Linked DNA regions of Mus musculus: region 1 is linked to region 2. A link is a loop called in an ENCODE intact Hi-C map of the cell type or tissue named here. Cell type or tissue: heart. All regions are shown on one strand. Each heading gives the region's core, and the rest is flanking DNA. Links, peaks and the distances in the headings are about the cores only.

What was found. A loop is a pair of places that touch in the nucleus more often than their neighbours do. Peaks named below come from ENCODE experiments on the same cell type or tissue, not always from the same donor. Only the 100,000 strongest peaks of a DNase experiment are listed, where the experiment ranks them.
Region 1: it touches region 2 in a loop (2.1-fold over the local background); 3 of 42 quality-filtered maps call a loop at or near these places.

Annotation. Positions count from the first base shown.
Region 1 is chr4:57,241,592-57,256,985 of GRCm38, forward strand. It overlaps Ptpn3 (protein tyrosine phosphatase, non-receptor type 3), which reads right to left. Exons shown (of 26, transcript NM_001384115.1): 7 at 13,326-13,378; 8 at 8,317-8,437; 9 at 7,067-7,154; 10 at 3,384-3,472. Among named protein-coding and RNA genes, the nearest start is that of Gm12536, 50 kb to the right of the region's middle. In heart, for the core only: a CTCF peak has its summit at 9,207 (motif pointing right); no DNase peak of the experiment used is centred there; H3K27ac peaks cover 528 bases.
Region 2 is chr4:57,292,443-57,307,836 of GRCm38, forward strand. It overlaps Ptpn3 (protein tyrosine phosphatase, non-receptor type 3), which reads right to left and starts at 7,927. Exons shown (of 26, transcript NM_001384115.1): 1 at 7,839-7,927. Gm12536 (a long non-coding RNA gene) reads left to right here and starts at 7,297. Exons shown (of 3, transcript XR_003955208.1): 1 at 7,297-7,868; 2 at 9,329-10,261; 3 at 14,721-15,394. In heart, for the core only: CTCF peaks have their summits at 7,504 and 8,355; DNase peaks (open chromatin) are centred at 7,489, 7,879, 8,389 and 9,389; H3K4me3 peaks cover 3,455 bases; H3K27ac peaks cover 1,915 bases; H3K27me3 peaks cover 1,815 bases.

The DNA.
Region 1 (15,394 bases), core at 5,032-13,031, 51 kb before region 2:
GTGTGTGTGTGTGTGTGTGTGTGTGTGTGTGTGTGTGTGTGTGTGTGTTCTGGTGGGTGCATATGTGGAGGCCTTCGATGTCTTTCCTCAGGTGCTGTCCACCTTACTCTGAGACAGGGTCTATCTCTCATTTGACCCTGAGCTCACCAATCCCATGAGGCTAGGCTGGCTGGCCAGCGACCTCAGAGGTTAGCCTCTCTGACCCACCAGTGTTGGGATTACAAATGTGTGCCACCACGCTCAGTGCCAGCTCACCTTTTAAATAGGTTTTATTCACCATGACAAGCGACTATAATCTACACAGTACTGGGGGGAAGGAAGGAAATCGACTGCTCTCTGGGATCATACCAAGACCTTGCTAAGAGCATCCTAGAACAGAGACATTGAGTAGATAAAGGGAAAGTTTATTCAAGTGATATTTCCCCAGCGGAAGATAGACAGACAGACACACAGAGCACACACACAGCACATTTCCATTATAAAACACCCATTATAAGCAATCTGCTGGCAGATACATTTGTTTAACTAGTGAATTTTGGGAATGACTGCAGGCCAAACCAGAAGGCTCTTATGTCCCGTTCTTCTGCAGTGACCACGTCTCCTCCCTAAGTGTTGAGGGGGCAAGCACAGGAATTCCTATTTCACAGGACTCGGGAGAACCTGCTCACCAGTGTGTGAGTTCCCACCCTTGTCTTGCTGGGCACAGACTGCTTGTGCACTACTGGCTTCATATGGGGAGGGGGGCCCTGCTGGTGCCCCTGGTTCAGAGGGTTCTGCTCAGTGCTTTCAACTCTCTCTCTCTCTCTCTGACTGTGTTCTTCACTAGAGCAAATCTGAAGGATGCAGATGTGGTTTCCAGACTGAAAGTCCTACATCAGGCTGCCTACTGCCCTTCAGTCACAGGAACTATGAAATGGACTGTGTGTCTAGAGGGACCAAGTCCTGTGCCAGGTCCCAGGGACAGAAAGAACAAGACAGTAAGGAGGTACTGCAACCTGGGTATGTACAACCTAACGAAGGAGACAGGTGTCAAATGATGCCCACAGCCATAGCCTCTTGACCACTGCATGCAGGAGAATCTTGCTCCCATTAGAGCATCTACCATTACGTCTACTCTGGTGTCCTGTGAGGCTCTCCATGGCCAAGTCGCTCTCTAGTCGCTGGCTAAGGCACCGCATGCTCTAGCCTCAATCACCCACCTACCCTGGACTGACCACTGTGTTCTCCCTGTTCCCTCTCTGTACCTTCTTTCTAGAATGTACACTGTGAGGCCAAAGCCTGCTCTCTTTAGAGTCACTTCTGTAGGCTCTGGGCCCTTCTGTACCCTGCCCTTGCTCACTCTCCAGGGCTGACCTCTACTGGTCTCCCTTGTTAGAGTTGGGGTCTGAGGTGCTTGTGTTTGAACACTCCATCCCGTTCAAGTGTCCACACGTCACCTGCACGGCATTCTGGATCCTCTGAACCGTGAGTCAGCTTTGCTTCCCTTGAGTCGCTGCTTTCTATTATTGTGTCACAGTGTTATAAAAAGTAGGTAATAGAGCACGGGCATCAGAGACAGGCTTTCACTGGAGCCAGTCTGAAGCTGAAGAATAACCAAGATGATCAGAACGAGCCCCTGAGGAGGTGTGCCGAGAGGCCCTGTCAGGCCTGACGCAAAGGCTTCTGTTTACAAAGCTGCTTAGTGAAGTTTTTGGCTTCTGGATATCTTTAAGGATATCCAGAATCAGATATCCTTATCAGGAATCTAAAGTATCCTTAAGGGACCGAAATCTGCCTCTAAATGTGATGTTCAGAACCTGCTTAAGGGACCCTCGTAGATTCAGCCACACATGGAACTAGACTCCGGTGGCATCTGGGTTACAGAACTAGAGGATTAGAGGCACTTAGAGAAAATCAGGCCCGCGCCCACCGCCTGGTCCTTTGTTCCAAGCGGCCCAGAGAACTCGGCAGGCCACACCCAGCTGGTGAAGCCGTGGCTGGGGTTTCCTGCTTCCAGCGAGGGCTCAAGAAGGTCTTATCTGTCAGACTGATTCTATGGTAAAACTAAGCAGGACCATGGCACATTTTGCTGGAAATCAAATATACATAAAATTAATCGAAAACCAGTATCTGTAAGTATCTTATTTACGCATGTCCCCACAAACACAGCTAAGAGAGGTAGAATATAAAACACGTCTGGAGTGACAAACTGGATGTGACTTTCAAATGTACCATTATTAGCAGCAGAGCCTGACAGGTCTTACAAACCTCCTTGTTCTACAGCGTTCTCTGCGGAGAAGTCAGGGATAAGAACGGTTTACTCAAGGCTTGAGTGAGGTAAGTAAAATACAGAGTAACGCGACTTGGATATTGCCAACACTCGATAATATGACAGCTGCTATCATGGTTAAGGTCCCTGTAACTTTATTTATAGGTTTTTGTCCCTGTTATAAATAATGCTGCAATAAACTCTGTCCTGTCTCCATTTGTGAAGTTCTAAGTGGTCAAACTGAGAAACAGGCGTAAACCTAATGTCAAATCTAGTCTGCCACAACTCTGCCACCCAAATCTCCTCCGCCCTGTCTATAAATTTCCGTGTGGCCGCTTTTCTTTGCATGTGCGTACTTCCGCATCTCTCACAGCCCGCAGCACATGTTCTCTTCAGCCTGCCCCACCCCTGCCTGCACTCGCTTATATTATCATTTATTAAAATGTATCATCTGGGTGGTATAATATTTTCCCAAAGAAAGCTCCATTGCCTGGGCACAGTAAACTCAAACTCATCTTGAAAAGCCAATTGGGTCTCCCCTCGCCCACTTCAACTCTTGTTTTCTATACATTCAGTTGCCTGGAGTCAATCACAGTTTGAAAACACTACGGCCTTGACTCTTTTAAGAGAGAGAGAGACCATTTAGTTGACATAATTCATGGATTAAACTTTACCACAGGCATGTATGTAGAGGAGAAAACAAAAAAACCAACACACACACACACACACACACACACACACACACACACACACACACTTAGTACTAGTTGCAGGTGCAGGGTTACCAGAATCTAGGACTAATTCCATACACATACAAGAGGATGGGAGGATCTCTCAATAACAAGACCTGCCTTATGTCATGGATCCACCAACTAGCCGAACCACAGGACAACGACTGGAGGGAAGTTAATGAAAACCAAAGGTAACTCTTCCAAGTGCCCAATCTGGATCAAATTCAGAGTTCAGAGCTTAAAACTTGGAGGACTGGGGGGAGGGGAAGGGGGAGGGATAGGGGGGAGTACTGTGGAGTTCCAGCCATTCTTCAGAAATAAAAATTTAAAATTAGAGCTAGCATTGCTTTTGCTCGGCATATTTTTATAGCATGATTCAGACAATATGAAGTGTTTGTACTTACCAAGGGTAGAAACTTGTGCAAATGTATTTTCGGTAGACTGCAATGCCTGCAGACGCAATCCCGATCATTAGATCTAGGTTGTGCAGATCCTGAGGGGACAAATGAAGCGTCCAGGTTCACAGTGTGTTACTCTGCTAACTTTAAAGCACCCACGCTTTTATAAATAGCAGTATGCGGCGTCCGCTCAAGAGGGGGAACGCCATGAACACAGGAAAAAAATCTTGCTTTGCAGCCAAGTAGTTGGTACCTAGTTCTTCTAAAGTGAACAGCACATAACAAACACACACACACACACACACACTCACACAGACACACACACAGACACACAGACACACACACACACACACACACACACAGACACACACACACAAGTGCAAGCGCGCGCGGCATGATACCTGGTTTAGGAAGTTACCAGATATGATTACGTACTCCACAGAGTCACATATAAACACTCTTGAATTTTCAAACATCAGCTTTTGGGACCCACATGAGACTCAAACAGGCCTCTCCCACATATAGCTCCGTACAAATCTCAATTTCAATTACTGAAAAAGCTTTAGCTATTGTGAAATGATGAAGAAAGATTACACATGTAGACAAGACTCTAAATCCAATTAAGAAACAAATGTTACTTATGAATCCAATGGAATTATACTGGCTAAGGGCTTGTGTGCCTGGCACTGCCATATATTATACAAACACAGAAGGAAAACGGAGAGGATTAAAACGGTTTTAAATCCACTTGAGTATAAGCAAATAACATTCAAAGGGACGGAGCTGCTTCCTTGAGTCGCACATAATTTCTGTTTCCAATCAGGTATGGCTAAGTACAAACATTGGGCAGGGCCAGTCACGAGTATGACCTGCTGGCCTTCCCCTCATAGCCTATGTTATCCAGGGCTTAGGAACCCCTCCAATTCCCCTTTTTACATTATAAACATTTTTGGATCCCCCTAAAAGGTTTGTATCAGGCTTAAAGTACAGAATATAAGAGCCTAGAACAGACAGGGGCTGGAGAGATGGCTCAGCGGTTAAGAGCACTGACTGCTCTTCCGAAGGTCCTGAGTTCAAATCCCAGCAACCATATGGTGGCTCACAACCATCTGTAATGGGACCTGACTCCCTCTTTGAAGTGTCTGAAGACAGCCGCAGTGTACCTACATAAAATAAATAACAGATCTGTGGATATGCATGGGCACTTGGCAGGTATAACAAATGTTTACTTTCTATTGGGGTGGGGCCATCACTTACAAGTAACTCAGGAACAAAGAGAGATACAGAGACTGGATAGGGAAGTGGTATTGATACAGAGGAAGTCCTAAGTATCTGCACAAGGCACCAGGCTAAAACCCCACCAGGCTTCCTTTCATGATGAACTTCTGGCCTCCATACTCACAAAATACACATATGTACGTGCGCAGGGCCTTGTTGGAAGAGATATGTCACTGGGGGCAGGGCATGCTTTCAGGTTTCAAAACACCAGTACCATTCCCAGTTAGGTCTCACACACTCTCTGCCTCATGCTTACTGATCAGGATGTAGCTCTCAGCTGCCTGCTGCCATGCTCACTACTGAACTCTCTCTGGAACCATGAGCTATAACAAATGTTTTCTTTTATAAACTGCCTCTTCACAGCAGTGAAGGTGACTAAGACAGCCAGTGCTGAGCCCGTGCACTGACCTCCTAGGTGCTGAGTGACCTTTGTGATACCAGAGAATCAGTCTCCCATCTATAAGGTGGGAAAAGTGATTATCCCCTAGGTGATGGAATGATTGCAAGAAACTGTCTACCCGGACACAGAAGTTTGCCCAGCAGATGACATGTATTAGTCTTCTAAACTAATAACAATGTAAACTATTCATCAATCTCACAATCATGCCACCATAATTTCTTCTACAAAACTATTATAATTGAATAGGGCTGGCAGCCAGCTCAGGCAATCAAGTGCCTGCTGTGGAAATGTGAGGGTTGGAGTTCCAATTCCTCGCCTCCAGGCACGGTCTTGCATGACTGTAATCCCAGCACTGAAATGGAGATGCGTGTAGATCCTTGGAGCTTACTGGGCAGCCAGGAAGTGAGTATCAGGTTCAGTGATACATGTTTTAAAAGATAAAGGTGTGTGTTTCGGGGGGGGGGGGGGGGGGGGGGGAGGGAGCTGGAGAGATGGCTCAGCAGGTAAGAGCACTGACTGTTTTTCCAGAGGTCCTGAGTTCGACTCCCAGCAACCACATGGTGGCTCACAACCACCTGTAATGGGATCTGACGGCCTCTTCTAGTGTGTTTGAAGACAGCTAAAATGTACTCATATACATAAAATAAATAAATAGTTCTTTTTTAAAAGGGAGTATATGAGAAGTGAGGTACAAGACATGCACTCCTTAAAAAAAAAAGAGCCAGCAAGATGGCTCAGCGGGTAAGAGCACTGACTGCTCTTCCGAAGGTTCTGAGTTCAAATCCCAGCATCCACATGGTGGCTCACAACTACCTGTAATGAGATCTGATGCCCTTGTATGGTGCGTCTGAAATCAGCTAAAGTGTACTTATATATAATAATAAATAAATCTTTGGGTCGGAGCTAGCAGGGACTGAGTGAGAGGAGTTGACCTGAGCGAGTGGAGCCGACTGGAGCAAGTGGGGTTGACCAGAGTGAGCAGAGGTCCTAAAAATGCAATTCCCAACAACCACATGAAGGCTCACAACCATCTGTACAGCTACAGTGCACTCACATACATAAAATAAATAAGTAAATCTTAAAAAAAAAAAAGAACGATAAGGGGACTAACATCTGGCCTCCACAGTCATTATGTACCTTGCATCTAGCTATACCTACAAATATATATGCACACACACACAAGCAGCACACACACTACTTACACACAGCATACACAAACATATACATGTTTCTGTATTTGAGCAGCCAGCTCTAATCTGAGTACTGCTTAAGATGTAGTAGAAACCTTGGCTCAGCCAACAGCCACTTAAAAATGGATTTATAGTCGTGTAAATGTAGAAGAGGGAGCATTTGAGGGGAGAAGGGGGGCCAGGGGGAGGAGAGACAGGGGAGGGTGACGAGAGGTTAAGCATGAACAAAATACAATGAAATGCATCCATGGAAGTAAACACCACCCCTCCCCACATCTGAGATGAGGGGACACGCCGGCCTCAGTCTCACTAGGTGGCAGAAGATAACCTTGAACTTCCGATCCTCTTGCCTCCTTGGTGGGAACTGAACCCAGGGCCTCATGAATGGTAGACAAGCATTCTACCAGCCAAGAGACAGCTTCAGCCCTCAAACCCATCATCATTCAGTATGTTGAAAGCTTGTAAGTCTTCCACACCCTGGTCCCTCAGAAGTGTGGGGAAAACATCAACTGAATGGCCAATAAGACCCGGATACATTCAAGTATCTCTCTTAAAAATAATTATATTTGTTTTCTTTACTATTTCGTGTGCGTGAGTGTTTTGCCAGCGTGTATGTCTGTGCACCTTTCGAACCTCCATGTGGGTTCTGGAGGTTCTCGGCAGGAACAAGTGTCTTAAACCCCTGAGGCGACTCTCTAGCCCCTAAATAGCTTTTAAAAAGATCTTGTTTGTGATAACGGGAGGGAAACAATCCCCCAAGGAAGGTTTCGAAGTTACATAATTAAAAATAATAAATAGTTTCTGAGCTAAAGGGTACATACTCTGCCTCCATGAAGCTCCACTCCGTAGAAGTCAAGGGTTCGAGCTATGTTGATGTAGCAAGATTCGGCTTCCGACTGCTTTAGCCCACTGCAGAAGAAAAGAGGAAATGCAAAACTCACCCAATAGGTGGAGAATATAACCTTGAGCTTTTAAAGTTAAAAATACCTGGAAAAAAATGTTGTAATAGTCCTCTGTAAGTTATTAGCAGTTACTAAGTGCCTTGGGCCAGTCCCCCGTAAGCACTCTAGCTTTAAATGCTAATGAAGCAGGTTTTTCTTCTTGTCCATGGAACCTGACCTCCTCTGGACCCCTAGGTTTTTACTAAGACATCTTCCCACTTGGTGGGCTCTTCCGGAGGTCTCCCGACAGTGAAAACTGTCTATCACCTTTCAAGATGCCTGCCCTCTCATCGTACCATGTTGCTCAATTAATAGGTAATCTTTGATCATTCTGCCTGTCTATTCTCTCAACAGTGGCCTCGGGCTTCAAAAGCCAGTGGCCCTGTGCTATTTTAGGATGCTGACTTCTGTCCCAGGAGCAATTCCGGGAGAAAGGGCTGGCGGCACCCTCTGAGAAGGTACGCTGCTAACTTGCCCTTTGTTTTTATGGCCCTTCCCAAGAACTGAGATGTCTCTGGAGGGCTGGCCTGGGTCAGCGTGGTTTTCATTTAATGGGAACAGAGCAGCTGCCACAGTAGCACTGGGTCACGTGAGGAGTGGGAAGAAGAGGCTGGGAGTGGGAAGTATTTGGTAGAGGCAAAGCTTGTCCGAAGACAACTCCCCATGTGGAGGAATAGCAGTCTCAATCCAGGACCACCCACCCCATCCATCAGTCAGCTCGCCAGTCCAGCCGTCTCTCCACTCAACAACACCAGAGGGAATGGCCTGTTTTATTACATGGGGTAACCGGCTAAAATGTACGCCTGGCTCTATCAGCTTGGAGGCCAATCAATCAGATTGAAAACGGGCATCTCCTTAAGGAATTAACCAAGGGCGATGACATCTTGGAGGAGGAACAGGCCAGCTAACATCCTCAATTCCTACAGCATTTTTATGCTTTACAAAAGGCACAATTGATGCTAAATATACAGTTGCCACAATCCCAGGTTAAACATACAGGAAACCACAGGAAGGCAAGGGGGGCATCAAACACAAAGAGGGAGGTTATCTATAAATACCGAGCGAGCTTGAGTTCCTAAGCCCAGTCCCCACTCCCCCAACCCCCCACATCCACCCCCCAGTCCCCGCACCTGTGCTGTTCATGGAGTGACTCCACCTTGCTTAAAAAGTCATCATTTTGATCTGGTATGAACTGGCTGTCGGCAAGATAGCCTGGATGATGTATTGAAGAATTAAAGTCTCCAAAATGAGCTATTAAGATACAACGAGGGGAAAATCATGATTAGCCTCAACTCTGCAGTGTGGTCCTTATCAACAAGCATCGGTTACATCACAAGAGAGAGATACCTCCATGGGAACAGGTCTGATCATCTCTGGGCCACAAGAACCGGCTCTTCATTAGCTTCCAACCCCATGCTTCTAATTCGAACTTCTACTTAGGGCTAAATTCCAAGTAAGTGCAGGGGTGTGGCAGGTGAGGGGCAAGGTGGTTAAACTCACAATAGTATGCTTAAAAAGATACCACTGGGATGCTCTTACAAGGGCTCATAGTGAGGATGCATTAATATATCTTCATCAGGGTCCCCATTAAAGAGGAAGAAATGGAGACCCAGGGACAAGGGAGCCCTAACCCGGGCTATTTTCAGCAGACAGAGTAAAGACCGAGGTGACAGGGATCTAGGTTAGCGCTGCATCTCCCGCCTGCCCGTCCAGTGAGCTGCTGACTTTTCTTGATGTCCTAGAAAGGCCAACAAGGGGCTGCAGATACTTTTTCCAAGCGTTAAGGCAGAAACCTCTTTAATTTTCCTGTTGGTTTCGATAGCTCAAGGAGAGCCTTCTGAATCATTTACTTGCTCGTCTGTCCTGTTAACTAGCCATACTCACCCAGCTTCCATTCAACAGGAGTAAACTATAAGCTCCTTGCTTTAGCAATGTCACTGACAAACATTTTGATCAATGTGAGAGCAGTGAACCTTCCCCTCGGGGCAGTTTTTCACTTGAAATCTTATGCTGCTACCCTGGCACAGGGTTCTGGGATAACCACTAGGGGGAAACAGTGAACAGCCACAGCCACACACATTTACAAGAACCTGGGGGTGGAGTGGGGGGGCTGCTAACAGTGTCGACAATGTCACATCACTGGAGGGCTTAAGCAAATGCCCCCCCATCCTACACAACATGGGTGACTCTAATAATAAACAGACAAGGAGACAGAACAAAAGGTACAAACTGAGTCCCTGTGCTCTCACCACAGGTCCTATCTTATCTGTCTGCTGAACACGTGCCCCAAGCTTGTGATCCCAGGCACCCACGTTTCATGCGATCGATCGATCAATCAATCTGACCAATGGGCAAGACCTCCATCTGCCATTGTTCTAACTTCATCTTGGAGCCTCTTCTTGGGGCTCACTCCTCTGATAATTTTCTAGCCCCCCTTCCCCGCCCACACACTCTTTCTCATCCTCAGGAGGCTGCAGAGCTCCCTTCAACCTGAGGCTGGTATAGAGTCTGCTCGTGGCAGAGGCTCGGGAACATTATAGAGTAACTACATATTTCCTAAACCTTCCTTTTTGTGCCTCATAAGCCCCTGACTAGCTAGCAGCAATCTTGAGCCACTGGGCTGGAAGTATTTTCTATCTTGAACATTGTACTTCTTGATCTAATAGGAAACTGCTTAGGTTGGCAGATCACAGATAGGTCTTAAATACTAGGCAACCATCTTGAAACAACCTGACAGAATGTATCATACAAAATAGGTACTAAGTATACATTCTGAGCCACTAATTTTATATCTAAGAATTAGTCCTAAAAGAAATGTTAGCAGAGTATGCAAATACATGTATATTTATTTATCAAGGCTAGAGGAATATCAATATATCTCAGAATCAGTCCTATAAGAAATGTATGTAGGCCGGGCAGTGGTGGCGCATGCCTTTAATCCCAGCACTCGGGAGGCAGAGGCAAGCGGATTTCTGAGTTTGAGGCCAGCCTGATCTACAGAATGAGTTCCAGGACAGCCAGGGCTACACAGAGAAACCGTGGCTACACAGAGAAACCGTGTCTCAAAAACAAAACAAAACAAAACAAAACATGTATGCAGAGTATGCAAATACATGCATATTCATTTATCAAGGCTAGAGGAATATAAAGAACTTAGACTTCAAGCCGTCTGTCTGACGACCCATGATTTATTAGTAGGACAGCAATGTTGAGTTTCCGGCCTCAGCGAGCTCTGCCGTTTAGGTTCTGGGACTGTCTTCAGTGGCTCTTCTGTCAATCCTCCACAGCGGGAAGCCCAAGGGCAGAAGCTTGGAACAGGATGTCTTACATGTAGGCCTTCCATTTTTCTCTAATTACAGCTTATTGCTTATCATAGGCAACTTTTGCATTTACTTTTTATTCTCTATGGTAGCTGTGGGGGTCAGATGACAACTTTCAGGAGTCAGTTCTCCCCCTTCACTGTGGGTTTCCTGACTGACCTCAGGCTGATGGGCTTTGTTGGCTGCAAGCGTTCTGATGCAAGGAGTCATCTCTCCCACCTCGTACACAACTTAACACAGTTTTCTTCTGAACTGGCAGGAGAAGACGCCAAGAGTTCAGACTACGGTAATAGTGCTTCATACGGTGGTTCATGTTCTGTTCCCTACAGCCCTACAAAGCAGAACAGACACGTGGTCCTGCTCGCCACATGAGGCCTGGAAGGTCAAGCCATGCAGATGAGAGGAAAAGCTAAGACCCAGAGAGCGTGGCTTCCATCCCTGTTCTCACTGCCTCGGTCAGTGTAGGTTCAATATTAAGGGATTTTTTTTGGCTACAGGCCACCTTAAAGTGCACTGTTTAATCTGAAGCAGCCGTGTTGCATAAGGACCAGCCGCTTCCATTCACAGGTGGGAAGCCTAAGGTTCAGCCAGGTGATAGTACAGGGACAAAAGAACAGGGCGAGGTTAAACCAAGCACAGTTCTCTCCATCCTCAAGTTCTTGCCACTCAGCCCAGATGCTCCAGCAGTGAACATCCAGCCCTGGCTTCAATGTGAGAAGGCCCTGCCTCTGTCACTCATCAGCCCAGAAGAAATGGGAGCCACAAATCTAGAGACTGATGTGGACACGCTGACACCGGGCTATGTATCACGGCTCTGTGTCATGACAGGGCAGACACCATCTTAATCATAGCAGCTGTGACTACAGTCCCAGAGCCTCACAAAGCAGAGCCTAATAACTCTCCCTTCTAGAAACAGTAAGGAGAATTATTCCGGCCAGTCATTCTTACTGCTCTATCTCTCCCTGATCTCAAAAGGGGCCAAGGTACACAGTAGGTGAAATGTTAGCTGAAGGGGCAGCTCCATTTGTGCAGTTTGGGGAGGTCATTCATGTTGGGTGGGACTCTGGTGATGCAGTGCTTTTTGAAGTCAGCCATACTCGTTTAAAGTAAAAACCTAGCAGCTCACTAGGCTGGACTTGGATGGAAGAGTTTCTCTGATCTGTTGCTGGTGCCCTATCTCCTGGTTCATGTCCTTCCCAGTGGATGCAACACGCTGCTGTGTCCCAGAGGGCAACCTCTTCTGAGTTTTTCGTTGTCACGAGAAGAGGAGGCTGGTGGGATGGAGCTGAGGCTGAGTGTGTCTTAGCAGTGAGGAGCCTTGCTGTATGCTTGACATCATGGGGTCACCTCACCATCCTCGTTCCTCCATTCTCTGGCTCCATGCAGTAGGCAGGTAAGCTGTGGGCCCATCAGGCTTGTTCTTCACCTCCTTTCTTGTTTCTGTTCTTGTTGCTCAGGGAGGAAGCACAGCTTGGGCCTCCCCAGTAGCCCAAGTGTGTGTGTCTGTCTGTCTGTCTGACTGACTTTCCTTCCTTGGTTCCTTCTCCTTTCTTTTCCTTTCCTTTCCTTTTCTCCTCTCTCTCTCTCTCTGTCTGTCTCTCTCTGTGTCTCTCTCTCTGTCTCTGTCTCTCTCTCTCTCTCTCTCTCTCTCTCTCTCCATTTTGCTTCTGAGGCCACAGTAAGATGGGTAATTTGGCCTGCACCTGCTCTGAGACCTGACTATTTTGCTTTCTTAGTTACCTGCCATGCTGTGGGCTGAGACTTCTGCAAAGACAGAGGGGACTCCTCAGTCTTATGCTAAACTATATGACGCTATACAACCAAGAGGGAGCTCTGGGCTGGCACCACAGGGCTAATGAATGGCAAAGTGGTATTTCACCGTGCACAGGATCTGACACCAAGTATGCTTAATTATTAAGTTTTGCTGACAGGATGAAGAGACTTCTGTAGTTTAAAAAAAAAAATCTTAGCTGGAAAACTCTACCCAGATTTCCTATCCACCGTGGCACCTGTAGTTAAGTATGCCTTGTTCAAGTGGAAAAGTGTGGAAATTGCAAAACCAAGACTGGATTTCAAAGATTTAGTTAAAAAGCAAAGCAAAACACAACAGAACAACACACACACCCATAGCTCATTCATTTTTATGCTGATTATATATTAAAATAATATTTAAATGGGCCGAATAAAACCTTCAAATTACACACACACACACACACACACACACACACACACACACACACACACACAGACTTTTAAAGGAGCGTCTCATGTAGTCCAGGCTGGCCTTATGGAGCGGAGGATGACTTTGAACTTGTGATCTTCTGTCATAGACCAGTGTATAACCCAATAGCTACACTGAGGCTCTGAATATAAATTGGTAAGCTCTCAGTAGCATTTTAGATAGGTATCAAGCAAGCAGCAGGAGTGCCTTCCAGCAAATTCCTTAACCTAGCCAGGGCTCGGTTTCCATGTTCAGAGGAGGTGAGGGATATAAATATTGTTCCATCGGGGTTTGTACGGAGACCAGATCCAAATACCTGGGCAGAGGCTCTGGAAAAAAGCTGGTTGTATCTGTCTGCTGTTTCATAGCTCCCTAGGGGGAAATGCCACACCATTCCTTCCCCCGACACCACTGTCCATCTGATATCCCCAAGCAAGACGAGAGTGTGGCTCAGGTCAAAAGTCTTACCGTTAAGACAACAAGAGATATATATACCCCACCCCAGCATCTTGAGGAAAAGACTTCCTCAGTGAGCAGCCAGTGATAGGGTGGCTCGAACGAGCCAGCCACCACCTAGTCAACCTCCCTCAGGACTTACATTGTACTGCGTACGAGGCTAGAACCACCGCTGAGTTGAGAGGGCAGGTTAACCTGTCGGGAGAAAGAAGGATTAGCTAAGTCAGAAGAACCACAGACATTGATAAATCACAGGTAGCCCGGGGCTTTCTTTTCTCCATTAACTGCTAATCAACAACGTGATTGAATCTTCAAGGCAACTCCGATACAAATCAATCTCGAGTGGCACTAGGAATACAGTAGAGTTTTTTGGAGATTAAAAAAAAAAAATGTAAACTGGGCGTGGTGGCGCACGCCTTTAATCCCAGCACTGGGGAGGCAGAGGCAGGCGGATTTCTGAGTCCGAGGCCAGCCTGGTCTAGAGACTGAGTTCCAGGACAGCCAGGCCTATACAGAGAATCCCTGTCTCGAAAAACCAAAAAAAAAAAAAAAAAAAAAAAAAAAAAGAAACTTCTGGTTTGAGAGAAGTGAGAAAGGTAGAATCTGAGATAAATCTGCAGCCTTCCGATCCTTCTAATAAATAATAAAAATCTGAGACTTTCTGTAGGGCTCTGACTACGTCCTAGAGACTGGATGGTGATACCTTTAAAATGGAAAAAATAGGGAGGTAGGAGGAAGAATTCTGTATTTTAACGTCTGTAATTCTGTAATTAAATTACTTAGTTCACTAACTACTGACTATTCCTAAACCCACCGCTCTTGCTAAGGTTGACAAGGTTCAACCATCTCTGTCTCCCTGCTATCCATTAGAAATCCACTAACCTGGCCTGGGTTTGTTCTCGATGCCAGCTATTCCCAGTCCTCCCAAACGCCTGTTCTCAGTGACGCTACCTGTCTTTATTGCTCTCTTTTCTCCATTCAAACCTGGCTCTGTGAAGCTCTGCCGGCTTCAGCAAGGGCCACTGTTGAATGCAAGAACCAAGCTGGGAAAGGCTAGGGGCAGCGCCTGGGAAAGTGAGCAAACACTGAGACGAGAAAATTTTTTATTTATTTATTATTTATTTATTTATTTATTTTTGTTTTTTCGAGACAGGGTTTCTTTGCGTAGCTCTGACTGTCCTGGAACTCACTTTGTAGACCAGGCTGGCCTCGAACTCAGAAATCCACCTGCCTCTGCCTCCCAAGTGCTGGGATTAAAGGCGTGCACCACCACGCCCGGCGACAAGATTTTTAAAAGCATCTTCCAGTCCCATGGCAAGTCGAGAGAGCATGCCGTTGGCATGGCAGCCATGAAGTCCCCATATGAGTCAGCCCATTTGCCAGTGTAAGCTGGTTGGCCTCCCAGTTGTTTCTCTATCTGTCCACTATACTCCCACTGGTTCTGAAGGTACATCTGAAGGTAGCATTCCCTATCTGAAGGCCCCTGATGCCCATGAGTAACGTCTGTGTCTCTCTGAATCTTCGGACGGGCCCTAGGGTTTCTTGGGATAGAACCTGCCTCATAATGGATGCGAAAACAGTATTTATGGAAAAAACAAAGCACCTGCCCATAAGGGAGCCCTGGACCAGGTTTCTGTGACTGCCAAGAAGAGCTCAAGAGGGGAGCTGGGCATTTCAACATAGGGTTATCTCGCACACGAGGAGCCCTCAGCACCTGGTCTATGGTTTGTGCTGGAGAAGGGATGGACGACTGCTACCTTGGAGAAGGGACACACAGAACTCGTGATGATCCTGAACTCTGTCATCACTAAGCAGTCAACTGTTCTGAAGCCAGCCCCTTCGAGGAGGCTCCTGTCTCCGGCTGGCAGGACTGTAGCATAGGGAAGCCCTAGTGCGCACGGCCACCATCCCTCCAGACAGATGTCTTATCACAACCTTCGGCCTCTATAATACCACACAGCTGTTCTCTTCCATCCGTCTGGTGGGTGTGAGACACACGTCTGCAGTGGGCACGAGAAGCCCCTTCTCTCTGTTTTCCTACAAGTCAACCACACATGGCTTCTAGCTGGAATGGGGAAGCCTTCTTGCTGTCCAGGGGAATCTCTTTTCTCCACTAATCCTAAACCTGGCTTATGCCCAGCACCCCACAGAGACTTTTCTAGGCCAACTGTCACTCCCACAGCACTCCTGAAACCCTAGGCCAACTGTGAC
Region 2 (15,394 bases), core at 4,844-12,843:
GCAAGGGGCCCCACCGCATGTATACAGGGTCCTGCCCCAACCCAGTGCACACTTGACCCCCCAGGAACCTAGGCTTCCTGATGAGTGGCCTGGAGTGACATTGTCACTAGGATCTTTCCAGGATGGCTTCCTGCCTGGTTTCTCTGCATCCAAGCCTGTCTGTACCTACTGAGCATCGAATACCCAGGCCCTTGTGACAAGGTTCCCAATGCCACCTGCCTGCATGCCTCTGCCAATGGGTCTGATTGCAGACCTGAACTGGGAGTGGTTGGGGGAGGGGGGTCTGATCTAGGGAGACCGTGGTCTCCTACTCTACCAGGCCCTCTGAATCTACATCTGCCCTCTGAATCCCATGGGAGTTCCCTTGGAGTAGGCATCGGGGGACAGCAGGCTTGGCTTGGCACGCTTTTCCCTGAGGCCTTCTATCATTAAACCCGCTCTGCTCCTCCATCTAACCTGAGCCTGCAGTGAAGTTAGAGCAAAGTAGGGTAAGGGCTGTAAAGAGGCCATGCATGACAGGAACTGTCTGAGCGGGTAGGACAGAGGCAGAAAGGGGTAGGACCATGGCAGGGAACACATAGGGCCCCTGGGCAATGCCAAGGGCATCAATGGATTTTGTCTTCACCCAGATGGAGGATTTCTAGTGCCAGGAGGTTTGCTAGGCTGGTCTTATCTCAACCCCCCCAAAGTCTTACTTGGGTAAAATGAACACATACACTTAGACCTAGAGTAGCTCCAGGTAAGGCCGGCCAATCAGATGCATTTACTAAGATCATGCCCGTTCACTCTCAAAATGTTTTTGTTTTTTTGTTTTGTTTTGTTTTGACGATATGCTTGAGTCAAAGGTGCACTTGGAGGAGGCGATTTGTGGGCGGAGGAACCTGCACAGAGAAGTCCTTCCTCTCACCAAGTATTCCACTGGTCTTTCTAATACACCCATTAACCCAGCACTGAGGTCCCTTGTATATCTGTGCCAACAGTAGGCTCAGCATCCCACCCTTTTGGGGGGTAAGGCTATGATTAAAAATAGAATTCAAACCTATTTATAGAAAGATTGCAACAAATAACACCAGCATCCCTCACAAAAGACAGGGGCTGGGGATGTAGAAAGCCAGGAAACTTGCTTCGCTTACCACCACTGCATAACTCCGCTCACTCACCGAATATTTACCGAGCACCATGGACTGTCCAGGCTGTGCCTGGCTCTAGGCATACAACAAGAAAGGCCTAAGTGGAAGGACCTGTGACAAAATGACCAACCCGTGTAGAGCAAAAAAAAAAGCCAAGGTCACGGGCAAGCTGGAGAGCTGTTCTGCTTTAGAGCATTCTAACAGAGACGTAAAACTGGAGCCCACATGCTCAAGCAGAGACCACACGCTCAAGCAGAGACTTTTTTTTGGGTCCGCCAAGGGCATAAAGTGGCATGAGCTAAGGTGTACAGATTAGGCAGCAGTGCTGTAACTATTCATTTCAAGAGTCTAAAAGTTATAGGGGTGGAGAAGAGGGACAGGGACGAGGCTCCCTTGGCAAAATACTTCTCTAGCAAGCACAAAGCTCTGGGTTCTAACCGCACAAAAACCCAACGTGGTGGTTCACACCTGTTAATCCTCAACTGCACATAAAGACTGAGGTTAGCTGGCCTCCATATGACCCTATCTCAGAATGAAAGAAGTGGTATTTGAACAAGATAATTATTTTTTTTCTCCTATGAAAATCTTTCTCTACATGCATGAACCAGCACACACACACACACACACACACACACACACACACACACACACACATCTGAAACAATGAAAGCAGAAGAAGGAAGACACCAGCAGAAGAGGAGAAGAGGCCCGGGAGAGGTGGAAGAGGGTTAATCAACTTGAGCAAGGTGCTAGTGTATGGAAAGGTTATAAACCTGTTGTCGGGGGCTGGTGAGATGGCTCAGTGGGTAAGAGCACCCAACTGCTCTTCCGAAGGTTCAGAGTTCAAATCCCAGCAACCACATGGTGGCTCACAACCATCCGTAACAAGATCTGACGCCCTCTTCTGGTGTGTCTGAAGACAGCTACAGTGTACTTACATATAATAATAAATAAATCTTTAAAAAAAAAAAAAAAACCTGTTGTCTTTGCACTCTAACTAAAAAGTAAAATAAATTGTGTACTATAGTGATGTCCAAGGAAAAACACTACACACTGGGTTATGATAAATAGGATAAAATGGTCATGAGGGCTGGGGGTGTTCCTCATGGTGTTCTCGAAACTTTTCTTTAGGTCTGACTAGGTCAGAAGAAATTTAAAAAACAAAGCTTAAAGAAAGGGAGGGAGGGAAGGATGGCAAAAAGAGGGGCTGAGATCTACTCTGTCTTTGTAGCAGGGCTCCCAGGGCAGACACGGAGACAGGTACTAATACAAACCAGGCTAATTACCATAAAGTTGCCACTGTGAACAGGGCTACCACGGCAAGGTTGTGATAGCCTGAACATCCCAAGCCACACTAAGCTGGCCTGCGTGGAAGGAAGCCATTTGCAAACCCAGTCAGCCCCAGGCTGCAGGACCATGAGGCAGGGCTGGAAGCTCAAGGCCAGAGTAGGTGGATCGGGGCCAAGGGAAGAGCTGAGCTTGGATCTGTCCTTACCCTAGAAGCGATAGACTGGACGGGTGACAGGACATGTGGAGGCCACTGTGGTGGTGGTGGTGACAGCTGCCTCTTGGAGAAGCACCATCTGTGTGTTTCTCCTGCCCCCTGACACCATAATGATCTACAAACCACATGCATGCATTTGCCAACCAGAGGCAGGGAGGGGATGTGGTGGGTCTGAAGGGGTCAAACCATGTGCCGAGTGGGCAGGGACGGCTGCCAGGGAGCTGTTGCCTCTCAGGCCCGGCCCTCAAAGCTGACTCATCCAAGGGAGGTGGGTACAGAGGCCAGGACTCCACCCCACACCCACGCCTGTCTCCACTCATAAACACAACACCCAGCCAGCAAGGCCCTCCAGTCTGAATCCTGCTTTTCTTCAGTCCTGAGGAAGAGCACTCACAGCCTTGACTTGGGAGAAGGCCTCCCTCCATGGGGAAGCTACTCGGCAGTGACTCCGGGACTCCCATACCCAAGGGAGGGGACTTTCATGTCCCAGATCATTAGCTCCCTTAAGAAAGCCTGTTTAAGGGACATAAGTTCTATGATAGTCTTCACTTTACAGGCAAAGAATCAGTTTAGGGACAGATGCATGTTCCAGTCCTCAGCACGCTGCAGGGCCTTTTGGGAAGTCACTCCCATCTCTCAGCCTCGTTTGTTCAATGCGTCTGTGAAATGGACTCGGTAGGAGGAGTTGCTACACCTTAGAGTCAGAGAGGGGTGCCGTAGCAGAGACTCAGCACTGAAAGTCCATGGCTGCAGTCATGTTTGTTCAAGCATGTGCAAACTGACAGTTTATCAGGGGCTTGCGGTTTCCAGAACTATCCCAGTTCCACAGCCTGTATTCTAACTTTGCACATAAACCATCAAACTGCCTCAGAAACTCCACTCTCTCGTTACCCAAACACCTTCCGGGCTTTCTCTTAAAGAGAGAGAACACCTGCCAACCTTCGTTTTCACCAGACGGACGGACAGGGCCCAGCCTTATTTCAGGAAAAATGTTGTCAGCTGAGCCCCACAGCACCAGGGAGAAAAAGCCACCAGGTCTCCTGTGATCTTCCATTTGGTAGCTGCCCAGCAGGCACTTCTGTTGTCTCCATCGGTGGGAGGACACCCACTGAAGGAGACATGCAGGGCAGACAAGCTCAGCTCTCACCTGCCTTCCAAGCAGCCTTCCTGGGGAGGCAAAGTGGCCAGACTGTGGCTGTGAGGACTCAGGCAGCGTCCGGTGACCAGCAAAGGCCATACTAACTCGAAATAAGAGACACCCGAGAAGCACCTCTGACACAAGTTATTCCAATGCAGAGGAAAGAAAGAAAATCTAACGGTTAGCTCTACACAGAGTGAGGCCTGCCTGACTCAGCAACTAGAAAGTAACCCCCATTACTCTGCATGCCAACCACCTTGGAGGCATAATGCAAGTGCTAAGCCGTACCCTTCCCTGTGTGTTTTTCCTGACAGCCATCCTTGCTGCTTAATAAGGACCTTCAACCTGACAGGACCTAAAATCACACAGGAGGCAAGCCTGACTGCCAGGCATTTTCTAGACAGGTTAAATAAAGGTGAGAAGAACATTCACAATGTGAGTGGTACCATCCCCTGATCCCAGGTCCCAGACTACATAAGAGGGAGAAAGTGAGCAGTCGCCTCTCCCTGCTTCCTGACTGTGTATCCAACCTGACCAAGTAATTGAAGCCCTTGCAGCGAAGACTTTCCTGTCACAGTAAACTATACCATGGGAGCCAAAATAAACCCGCCCTCCTTAAGCTGTCTGCCAGGTATTTGGTCACAGCAATGAGAAAAGAAACACACTATGGCTGTCATCACTTGCATCCAACTTGATCCTCCTTCACATCACTCAGGAGATAGATGGGTGGATAGATAGATGCACATACGCATGTGCACATGGTCTTCGCAACCCCACTGTGCACACGTTCACAGTCCAGCTCGTCTTCTAGCTCTGCAGCATCTTCTAGTCTCTAGGCCCGACACATATTAGAGACTTCACAGAAGTCTGCATTTGCTATTGGATCTGCACTTAGGAGGGCCTTGGGATAGATAGCCAGGTAACTTGGAGGTAGAGATGGTTTCGGGTGCAGAAACTCTAGAAATAAATTTGAGACTTCTGGATTTCAGCCGGGGGGGAGGGGGAGGCTGGGGGGGGGCACTACAAAGAGATTCATGGAGTCTCCTCTGCCAAAGAGTTAGGAGACCTCTGTGAGATCAGAGCCTGAGGTCACTGGGCCCGGACAAGAGCGATGTGGATATGACCCAGTCCTCTCTCATCTGCAAAATGAGGGAAAGGTCCCAGAGGATTGGCCCACACACCCACTAGCTGAGCCAGGCTAGGGTACCACCAGCACTCCAGCCCTGGCAGAGCCTGAGGAGAGAAAAAGGGGCAGGCTTTGCTTTCCAGGAATTGACTGATGTAGGAGAGTGAGCCCTGTAATTATGGTCGAGAGGGGGGACCACAAATCACCGATCCCTTCCCAACATGCCAGTCCCTGGGAACTGAAAGGGAAGAGTGTATGCCACGTCTTTGGGCTCCTCCAGCAAGTTAGACCCATCTTAGAAAACAGTGCCTCTTGCACCCACAGACCTGTATGTAGCTTAGACGGCCACAATGAGTCCTCTTACTTCTGTTCTCACTGCCTTTGCCAGCTCACATATGTGTGGTGTGTGTTGGAGGGGAGGGCACAACACTGTAATTAAACTTCCAGGTCACAGCCAACAAAAACTGAGAGCAATTCCCATCCCAGGACTGAGACCAACGGCCAACCTACAACCTCGATTTCTTTCTGGGATAAGATCTGTCTCTGACCTTGTCTTACTGGCAGGGAGTCGAGACCTCAACAAACATATTAAAAACTACCACACCTTTGCTGTGAGATCAGGTAAAGTGAGGGCTTCAAGCTGAGATCTTGGTTAGCTGGGAGTCCAGAGTCACACTAAGGCCCATTACAGATCTGACCTGAGCTGGATGAAAGATACCCTGGATTCCAGGTTGGGGGGGGGGGTCCCTTGGCTTATTCACCATGTTTGCCTACCCACAGCCCTGCATCTGCAAACAGAAACATCTGCTCATAGACATGCCTCAGCTCTTCTAAATGCCCTCAGTAACCTCCAGTCTGCCACTCAGGTCTAATTTGCATACACTAGTCTGTGGATGAGACAAATCACCAGGGACAACACAGATCAATATAGAGTAATAGGCATGTTTTATTCTATTCTAATTCTCGGCAGACTGGTATTCCATTAACTGTGTGCTGGGATTTATGGGAGCGCTCATATACTAGAATATTTAACTAGAATGGCCTACTCTCAGTCAGAAAATAGCTTACCATTGTTAATTTTCAACTAGTCAATCTCAGGAAGGCTTCCGTTTTCCAATACAATCTAGATCTTGATTTAATCATCGGGAAAGACATCTGTGTAAGACACACATGGCAGTCTTATCCAGAAGAAAAAGCTCTGCCCCCAGAACCAGAAGCATGGTTTCCTCCATCCCAGTCATACCCAGGACGGTACAGTTGCCTGCTCAGAGCCTCAATGTCTTCCTCTATAAAATGGGATCGTGACACCAGTCTCAGAGGGAGACCTGTAAAACTGAAATGAGATAGTCCACATACCTAGCACAGCTCTGCAAGGTGACTGCAAAGGTTCGATATTATCATTGAAAAAAAAGAAAACAAAAGTCCAGATGAAATCCTCATTTAGCCTAGGTTACACAGAAGGCGGAGGCTATCTCACTCAGTTAATTCTACTAAAAGGGGAAAGAGGGACGACACGGGGGGTGGGGTGGGGGAGGGGTGGAGGTGGTGAGGCACTTCAACCCAGACACTATATAGAGGCATTCCTGGTAGGCACGGTCGGAAGCAGGCTGCTACTGGAACCTACTGAGCAGAGGCTTTTGGGCACTCTGTAATGCACAAGGAGCAGCCACCACAAAGAACGATCAAACCCGCTGTGAGAAGCTAAGAGACCCCCGCTCCCCAATCCAAAAACATAAGGTTAAGCATGAGAGCTTTGCAGAATATGCATCTTTTTCCCAACCAGGATTTCCAATTCATCCGCTTCGACATTTGCAAGATGGATCATCTTGCAAAAATAGTTCTTTCTGTGAGGCCCGAGTGTCAACTTCTGGAGTTTCGGAACTCACAAAGACTGCCATTAAACAAGAGCAGCTCACCACCGCTCTGTGGAGTTGCTTTTTTCAAAGCCTCAGCAGACGTTCTCCTGGGCACAAACACAGACCCAGAAAATGACTGCCTAATTCTACCTTCCTGACAAAATGGGAGCCATGAGGGTCTCTAACTGAATTAAAATCACATCACGCCAACTGCTCGCTTGCTTTATGCCGGGCACGGAGCCAAACACCTCCACACCATTTATCCTACTTAATCCACCACCAACCAGGCGAGGTGGGCATTATTGCTGCCTGCGTGCAGTGGAGGAAATGGAGGATCAGAGAGGTTAAACGACTCGTCCAAGGTCACCAGCTGGCCAAGGGGAAGAGCCCAACTTGAACCTAGGTCTAGAGTTTCCCAACCACAAGTTCCCTGTACCTTCACGGAACACCCAGGTGTCAAGTTATCTTAACTTCTCATGAATTTTTTAAAGGCAACCCTCAAGTTCGTAATAAGTTTAGGAGGCAGCAACCGGGGGCGGGGGTTTCCGGGCGCGCTCTCTCCCTGCACAACGCAGCAGTGTCACACCGCAAGTTACCAGAGAAGCCACCCCGGTCGCCCGCGGAACGGGGCGGATTGGTTTGGCACTGGAGTTCGTGCCAGGCCCAGGAAATGCCATCTTTGCAATCTGAAGGGGAATTCGCCCCGGGTGGCTGAGCTTCGGGGACCGCGGAGAGCTGGATCCCCGCAGCGGTGCGCCCCCTCTGCCGGGCTGCGGATACCTCGGCGCCAAGCCCAGGGCTCGGCCAGACTGGAGCGCACGCCCACGCCCGCGCCGCTGCGTCCAGAACGCCCAGCCTTTTGCCGCCCACGCCCGCGCCCCGCCCCAGCCCCGCCAGGTGATCCGGGCCTGCGCCCCCCGGATGCCCGACGTGGCGCGGAGACCTGGGGCTACCAGCTCAACCGCTAGTCCTCCCGCGTGTCCGCCGAGCCCCGGACCGGGTGGGGGTTGGGTAAGCCCCGCGTGTCCGCGATCGCAGCAGCCCGCGCTCCGACCCTCCCCGCAGAGGACCCAGTCTCCCATACCTGCAGCATCCGGGGGCGCGGGGCGCCCAGGTAGGTCGCGCGGGCGGGCGGCACTGAAGCTCGCTCGCGCCGCGACCTGGCCGCCGTCTGAGCATGCCCAGTGCAGCCCGCGGGCGGCTCCCGCCGGCCCGGCTGTGGCCGCGACGGGCCCGCGCGCGGGGCGGGGGACCCGGGACAGGGGCGGGCCCGGGGCAAACTCGTGGGACGCTGCCACTGGCCTCCGCAGACCACCTGCCAAACTCCCGCAGACCTCCAGGTCCCCTGGCTCACGCACGCAGCCATTCGTGCTTTTAGCATTTATTGAACACCTACTGTGTGCCTGGCTTTCCCGGATTGCATGCCTAAGAATGGCAAGGGCTTGGCGCTCAACGAATCTGAAATGACAGCGAGCCTTGCGCGGTGGCTTCGTGGCTGAGTTGGGGGTCTCGCTGACTCCAGCGGCTCCGTGGCTGAGTTGGGGGTCGCAGGGCTCCTTTGCTGGTCCTAGGACACCAGGCAGGTTAGCCCTTCCCAAAGCCTATAGGGCCCCTAGTGGCGGGCGTTCCAGCCGGCCTCTTCCGCCTCCTCCCACACCTGTCTTCCTGCGCTCCGACTGCACCTTCCTCCCCATCATACCCTCTGAACTTGACCCGCCTGGAGACCTTTACACTGCCTTTCCCTCGAGGTAGGACGTCTTTTGCCCTGCTTTGCTGGTGTTTCGAGCCCTCTCACCATTCAGGTGCCTCTTGTAGGAGAGACCTTTCTGGCTACCTTTCTAAATTAGCCCTGACCTCTTGCTCCCTCTCCAAGTCCATTACCGCACTCCAAGCATGTATCACTTATCCATTCAACAGTTACTTACGTTCTTCACACTTAATATATAGACAAAATCTCTGCCCCTTGTTGGGAGTTTAGAAGGGACTTTCTCGCAACAAACAACAGGTCCGTAAACAACGCAGGGTATTAGGTGATAAATTCTAAGAACAGGGGAAAGGAGCCAGGCAAGAAAGATAGGGGGTGGCCCGGTGAGAGCTGGTGGAACAACCAGATCAGGTGACAAATACCATTCAGTCACGCAGCTAAACAAGGAAGCTTTCTTGGGACGATAAAGCCGGTGCAAAAACAAAACAAAAACAAAAACAAAAAAACCTCAAAACAAAACGAGCGCAAGCTTTGTGCCCGTGAAACGGAAGGGCGAGCGGAGGGGCTGCTGGAGTATGTTGCCGGCTGTCTCTCGCGACTTAGATTTCCCCCTTAAGGAGTACCTCCCCTCTGTGTCAGCTCGGTAACTCCGCCTCTCAAGAGACCCAGCCTCTAAACGACGCTTGGCTTCCAGTAAGAACTAAAAACGTTTTGTTGAATGAATATGATAACAAAAGGATGGAGAGATGGTTAGGATTCTATGGTCGGACCTGGGTGCTAGATATCCCGAGAACCTTTTGTTCCCATGTCACCACGAGACCCTCAGCCGTGCCTGACTTCCTGGCTTAGATCCCGGTCTCTGTCCCAAGGTAGTGCACCGCTGCAGGCGCCGCCAGAACCTCGCGTCCGGGGAATTCCTACAGAGCCCGGAGTCCTAGGGGTTGCACTGTCCTGGCCCCGCCTAGGATCGCACGCAAAACCTGGAGCTCGGGCGCCAGGGCAGCACTTTTCGGAGTGGCGGGGAGAGCACTGGGCATGCTCGGAGCCATGGGAGCCCAGCGTCCGGAAGGAAGAACCCCCAGAGGGATTGGCGAAGCTGCCCACTGAGTCCCACCTGGCCGTCAGTCTTCTACTTCCCTGCAGGGAGTACTGGGTCACCCTCCTCCCCCAAGCATGGTGGGAAGACTTGAAATTCAGAGACAGCTGACTGAACACAGTGTCCTCTACCAGCTGCTGTGTGATCTGCTACCAAAGCCTTGCGCTCTCTGTGCCCTAAATAATACAAATGCCTACGCTTGGATCCGGGGGAGTGTGGGGAATTGAAAAAAAAAAAAAAAAAGAAAGAACGGGAATTTATTCAGTCCACCTTAAATGTTTTTTCCCCTTGATGAGGCTTGAATCCAGGGCTTTGCACACAGTAAGCACGAATGTCTTCCAGTGAACTAAGCCCTGTCCCAGACTCATTTCTTAAGTGCCTATCTCAATCATTCATCCATCATCCTTTAACACTTTTTGGACTGCTAAGGTGAGGGACCTGGGAATTGTTAGAACTGTCCAGTTTAAATAAAGCCTGCTGGAATACATCGTTACCATTTCTTTGCTGTCACTGCTTAAAGCAGTGTTCTCAGATTTGAGCTGGAAAATAGCTGAGAACTTCATTGAAAAGCTCTAAAAGTTATTTTTTAACGAATTAAATTTTTTTTTTGTTCGCTTTTCGAGACAAGTGCTTCTCTGTGTACCCCTGGCTTCTTCTGGAACTCACTCTTATACATGCCCAACTGGAAACAAGTGGATGTTCAAAGGTAGAGTAATGACTGATTGTGTTCTGATACATTGGTTGAAATAATTATTACAATTAAATCTTGCTGGGTCCCTACTACAGGGTCTGTGGGTAAGGAAATTTGCAGCCAAGCTTTCTGTCCTGAGTTCAGTCAATCCCCAAGACCTGTCAGAGTGGAAGAGAACTGTGCAGCTTGTCTTCTGATGTTTCACATGTGTGCACACACACATACATACATACATACATACACACAATAAAAAATGAAATTATGAAAGTATACTGCAACATGAAAACAACGATGAGTGGAAAAGCTGAAAACAATTGACTGTGGAAAGGTGACACGGACACACTTGCTAAGAATGCAGATAATAGTTTTAAAGCCAGGCACTGTGGTCCATGCCTTTAATCTCAGCATTTGGGAGGCAGAGGCTGGTGGGTCTCTGTGAGTCTGAGGTCAGCCTGATCTATAGAGTTCCAGAATAGTCAGAGCTACACAGAGAAACCCTGTCTCTAAAAACCAAAACCAAGACTATATAACAATAATAATAAAGTTTGGGGAGTTTGAGTTGGTTTTTCTCCCTTAAATTTATCCTCTAACTCCTAAGTGGTTTTGTTGTTGTTTTATATGTGACTTTTTTTTTTTTTTTTTTTTTTTTTTTTTTTGGAGACAGGGTTTTGTTTGGTTTCCGACCCCTGGACAAGGGACTAAGGTACATATTTTACATACCAAAACATACCTGGCGTCCAGGTTCTCCCAGCATCCCCCAGTCCTACCTGGCATACCCTGCCCCCAATTCTAAACATTCCAGCATACCAGCTGGCCTGCCCTTCTCCGAGAGGCTCTTCACTATATAATCCAGGCATGTTGGTCTGCCTCTTCTTTCTTCCTCCTTCCCTCCCTCCCTCCTCCCTTCCTCTCTCCTTCTTTCTTTCCCTCCCTCCGTCCCTCCTCTCCCTCTCCCTTTCTCTCCCTCTTCTCTTCCTCCTTTTCTGCACACACACCTTCTGTCTTTCTGTTCCCCCTAACCTCCCCCCACTCCATGACTTCCCTAGGTCCTTGGGGCCAGTGAACTCACCCCCCCCCCAGAGCCTTTCCCATTAAACCTGCCTTTAATATATTCTAATCTGGCTTGAATTGGCCCATTTCACTGGCAGACAAATAGCCAACCTATCAGGTATCTCTGTGTAGCTCTGGCTATGGGAACTCCTGGGAGAGTTCCTTCTCTGGGAACTCTGGGAACTCCTTCTGTAAACCAAGCTGAACTTGAACTCAGGGATCTGCCTGTCTCTGCCTCCTGGGTGCTGAGGTTAAAGTCATGCATCACCATGCCCACCTTCGACATTTTAGTTTTTGGTTTTTTAAAATGATTAATGTCTTGATGTTACGTTTGTGATAATAAATACATAAAGACCTAGGTATGGTGGCCTACATCTTTAATCCTAGCATTGAAAGCAGAGGCAGGCAGGTCCCTGTGAGTTCTAGGCAAACTTGATCTACATAGCAAATTCCAGGACTCTATAAAGAGACCATGTCTCAAGAAAAAAACAAAGAGGGGCTGGAGAGATGGCTTAACCCTTAAAAGCACTGGCTGTTCTTGCAGAGGACTTGGGTTCGATTCCCAGCACCCACATGGCAGCTCATAACTGTAACTCCAGTGCCAGGGCATCCAGCAGTCTTACCCTGACATATATGCAGGTAAAATACCAATGCGAATAAACCAAAATAAATCATTAAAAAGAAAACAAGCAAAATTTTAAAAACACAATGAAGAAAATTCCCCCCTAAGATAAAATTAATTTCGTCTTGTATGTATCTAATCCGTTGTGATTAAGTTCAAATGTGGCCAATGTTTTGCATGAATTTTTTTTCTTCAGTCTTGACAGTTGGTTTGGGTTTTGTTAGTTTTTAAACTCAAGTTTCATGGAAAGCAGTTGGGAGTGGGTTCACAGCTGGTGACAGGGGTGGGCTCCCAGCTGGTGACACTGGGGAGGATCTGAAGCCTAGCCCATTGACCTCCTAGCTGGGTGTCAGGTTTTATGGTCTGTTACACACACACACACACACACACACACGCACGCACGCACGCACGCACGCACGCACACACACATGCACGCGCACACATACACGCACGCGCACACGTGCGACTGATGAGTAGAGGAGACTGTCCTTTTAGTCTGCCTTGCTTACCCTCCTTTGATGTGCTCTGTAGACCGCAGATTACTTTTACCCTTCTGGTCTCCTGTTACTGTTTTGTTCTCGGGGCCAAAATACTAAAGTCCAGCCCTTTAATCTGGTGCAGCTGGATTGGCCTGATGTTATTAGCTTGAACGACAGGTGATCTTAAGAGTCGACACGCCCAATCTTACGTGAATGGGGTTTCTGGATGGCCATGTAATCTTCACCGTTGAATTTAGCCAGCAAATGGGGCCTAGTTACGAACAAGACTGTACTGAGCCGTGGAGAATGGATCCAGGCCCAAAGGGACTCATGTAGATAGATGGTGTCCCTGGACAGTCATTTGGGGCGGGGGGGCAGAGTAACAACTCACTAAAGACACACAGTCCACAGACCCCTCAATAGTCCTGCTGATGTTTGCTGGAGCAATGCAGGGACCCCAGGAACAGTTGCTATTAAGCTCAAATAAATTAGTTTGTTCTTTGTCTTAGTGGTGCTGGCCCCCAAAATCCAAAAAAATCCCCAAACGACAAACTGAGGGGTGATTTCATGACAGAAGAAGATATGCAGCAGGCTAAAAGTTCACCTCTAGTAATAGAACAGATTGATGGAGGAGAGGTGCCCGAGCAGTATGAGAAGCAAGCAGAGTTAGCAGCCTCCCCAGGAAGACACCATTTGTTTAGAATATCCAGAGCCCAATACTGCAGAGCAGCCATTGTTTAGGAGAATTAGTGGGAAGAGTTTACTGGAAAAAGCACCACAGACCATCAGTCATTCGCATCAAGACTCAGGAAATCTGGACAGTGATTGATTGGCGGGGCTCCCCGCTGACTTGCTAATGCTTATGAATTATTTGTGCTGTTAATGTAAGCACATGAGGGGTTCCAGAACAGAGAGGGGCGGGTAAGTGGTGTTGATGGAGCACAAGGAAAGAATAAGGCTTACAAGCATTGTGCTTTGGAGGGCCTCCACTGAGACTAAAATCACCGGGTTGAACTACAGAAGGTTGCCATTGCGTGGGTCAGAATGATTGGACGAGAGCAGCTTCCTGTATTCCAGCAGGATGGGTGTACAAAGGAAGACAAATGAGCTGCCCAAGCAAGTGACTAGTGGCCGGGGCTTCCTATTGCATCTAGGGTAAAAGAGTCAGCTATAGAAGGTATCTTATATATGTGAAAGATGTCCTTTGGGCTCACAGGCTCTAGTTTTAAAATAAGCTTGGTTTCTTCTATTGTCGGGGGTGGGGGTGGGGAATGAATCAAGTGTTAAAGCTGGCAAGGGAAAGAAATGCGGAAAGAGAGAAAGAGTGGTTATACTCAGAGGTGATGAGAAGTGAGAAGACGTGGAGAACCAAGCAGGCCTTTCCCCTGTGGTGGCTGTGGGTGGCAAGTCCCTGACCCAAAAAGAGAAAGGAGGAAGCAGTCAGGTGTCAGTTACGAAGTGTTCATCAGCCAGGACCCCTCAAAGCTAGAGCATTCACTTGACTATTTATTAGGCATCTACTGTGTGTCAGGCACTGCTCTACGCATTTAGGAGACACCAGCGTCAGTAGACAAAAACCACCACCACCCCCTCCTCTGGATGATGTCTTCTAGTGCAGGGAGCTAGGAGGGATGATAAGCAAGTCTTGGGGATATGACTCAGCCACAAGAGAGCTTGCTTAACACGCCCAGGGCTCCATTACAGTGGTTTTCAACCTGTGGGTTGCAGGCTGCATACCAGATATCCTGCATATCAGATATTTACATTATAATGCATAACAGTAGCAAAATTACAGTTATGAAGTAACAACAAAAGCAATTTTATGGTTGGGGGGGTGCGTCACACCACACATGAGGAACTGTATTAAAGGGTCACAGCATTCGGAAGCTTGAGGGCTATGGCTTTCTCAGCTCAGCACTGCATAAAAGTAGGCATAGTGCTGCCTGACATGTGCCCATAATCCCAGCACTTGAAGACAGAGGTAGGCGATTCAAAAGTCAAGCTTGCCTGACCTAGTGATACACCCTTTTAATCCTTGCATCCAAAAGACAAGAGCAGATGAGTCTCTGTGAGCTCAAAATTATTCTGGCCTCTGTACATAGTGAGTTCTAGGCTCACCAGGAATAGAAAGTAAGACTCTGACTCAACAAACAAACAACAAAAACAACCAAAACCCGAGGTCATACTCAGCTACATAGTGGTTTAACGCCTTCCTGGGCTACTGGAAACAGCAGTTCTATACATAACTGAGAAACTTACTCACTTAAACAAAGACTAAGAGGGAGTTATTCACACCGGGTTTAAGAAGAGAATCTTCTAACAGGAGAAGCAGCCAATCCTGGTACACTTGGGGGAGCATTTATACATGAAGGAAGCCTGAAACCTTGGAGAAAGAGGCAGACAACAAATTAGAGATTATCATTGAGGGCTGGGACAAGAGCCTTCTCCAGCACCCCCAGGAAGGACTCCATCTCCTGTCAGAGATGACCAGTTTCCTGGCAGCTAAAGGCACCTGTCAACATATCCAAAGGTAAATGCTGATCATGGCCTACTTGACAGTGATTACAGACTCAAATAAAAAGTTGAAAATCATGGAGCAGCTGTCCCTGACAAGAAAGGCAGCCGGACCTCCAGACTGTCCTTATAGGGAGAGAGAGCATTGACCATTTCTCTCAGGATGCTTGCGCCTTCAGGAACCCCTGAGGCCCCTCAGGCATGAATCTTAGAACAGATAAAACCAGACCATACTAGACCCTATGAATTTGCTGCTGTTTGGGAAAGCAAAAGTGTAAGTTGAAGGACTTTGGAGACCTGCTCTGGAAACCTAATGTATTGAGGTTTTAGAAACCGAGACAGAGAAACCAGAGGAAGGAAGCCTCATCTATGCATGGCTGTCATGTTTAAGCAGTGATCCCTCCTGAAATGGGTACTATCACTTTCCAGCGCCCAGAGAGAATGGTTTCTCAAGGTTCCCAGCCATACTCTAACCTCACCAAG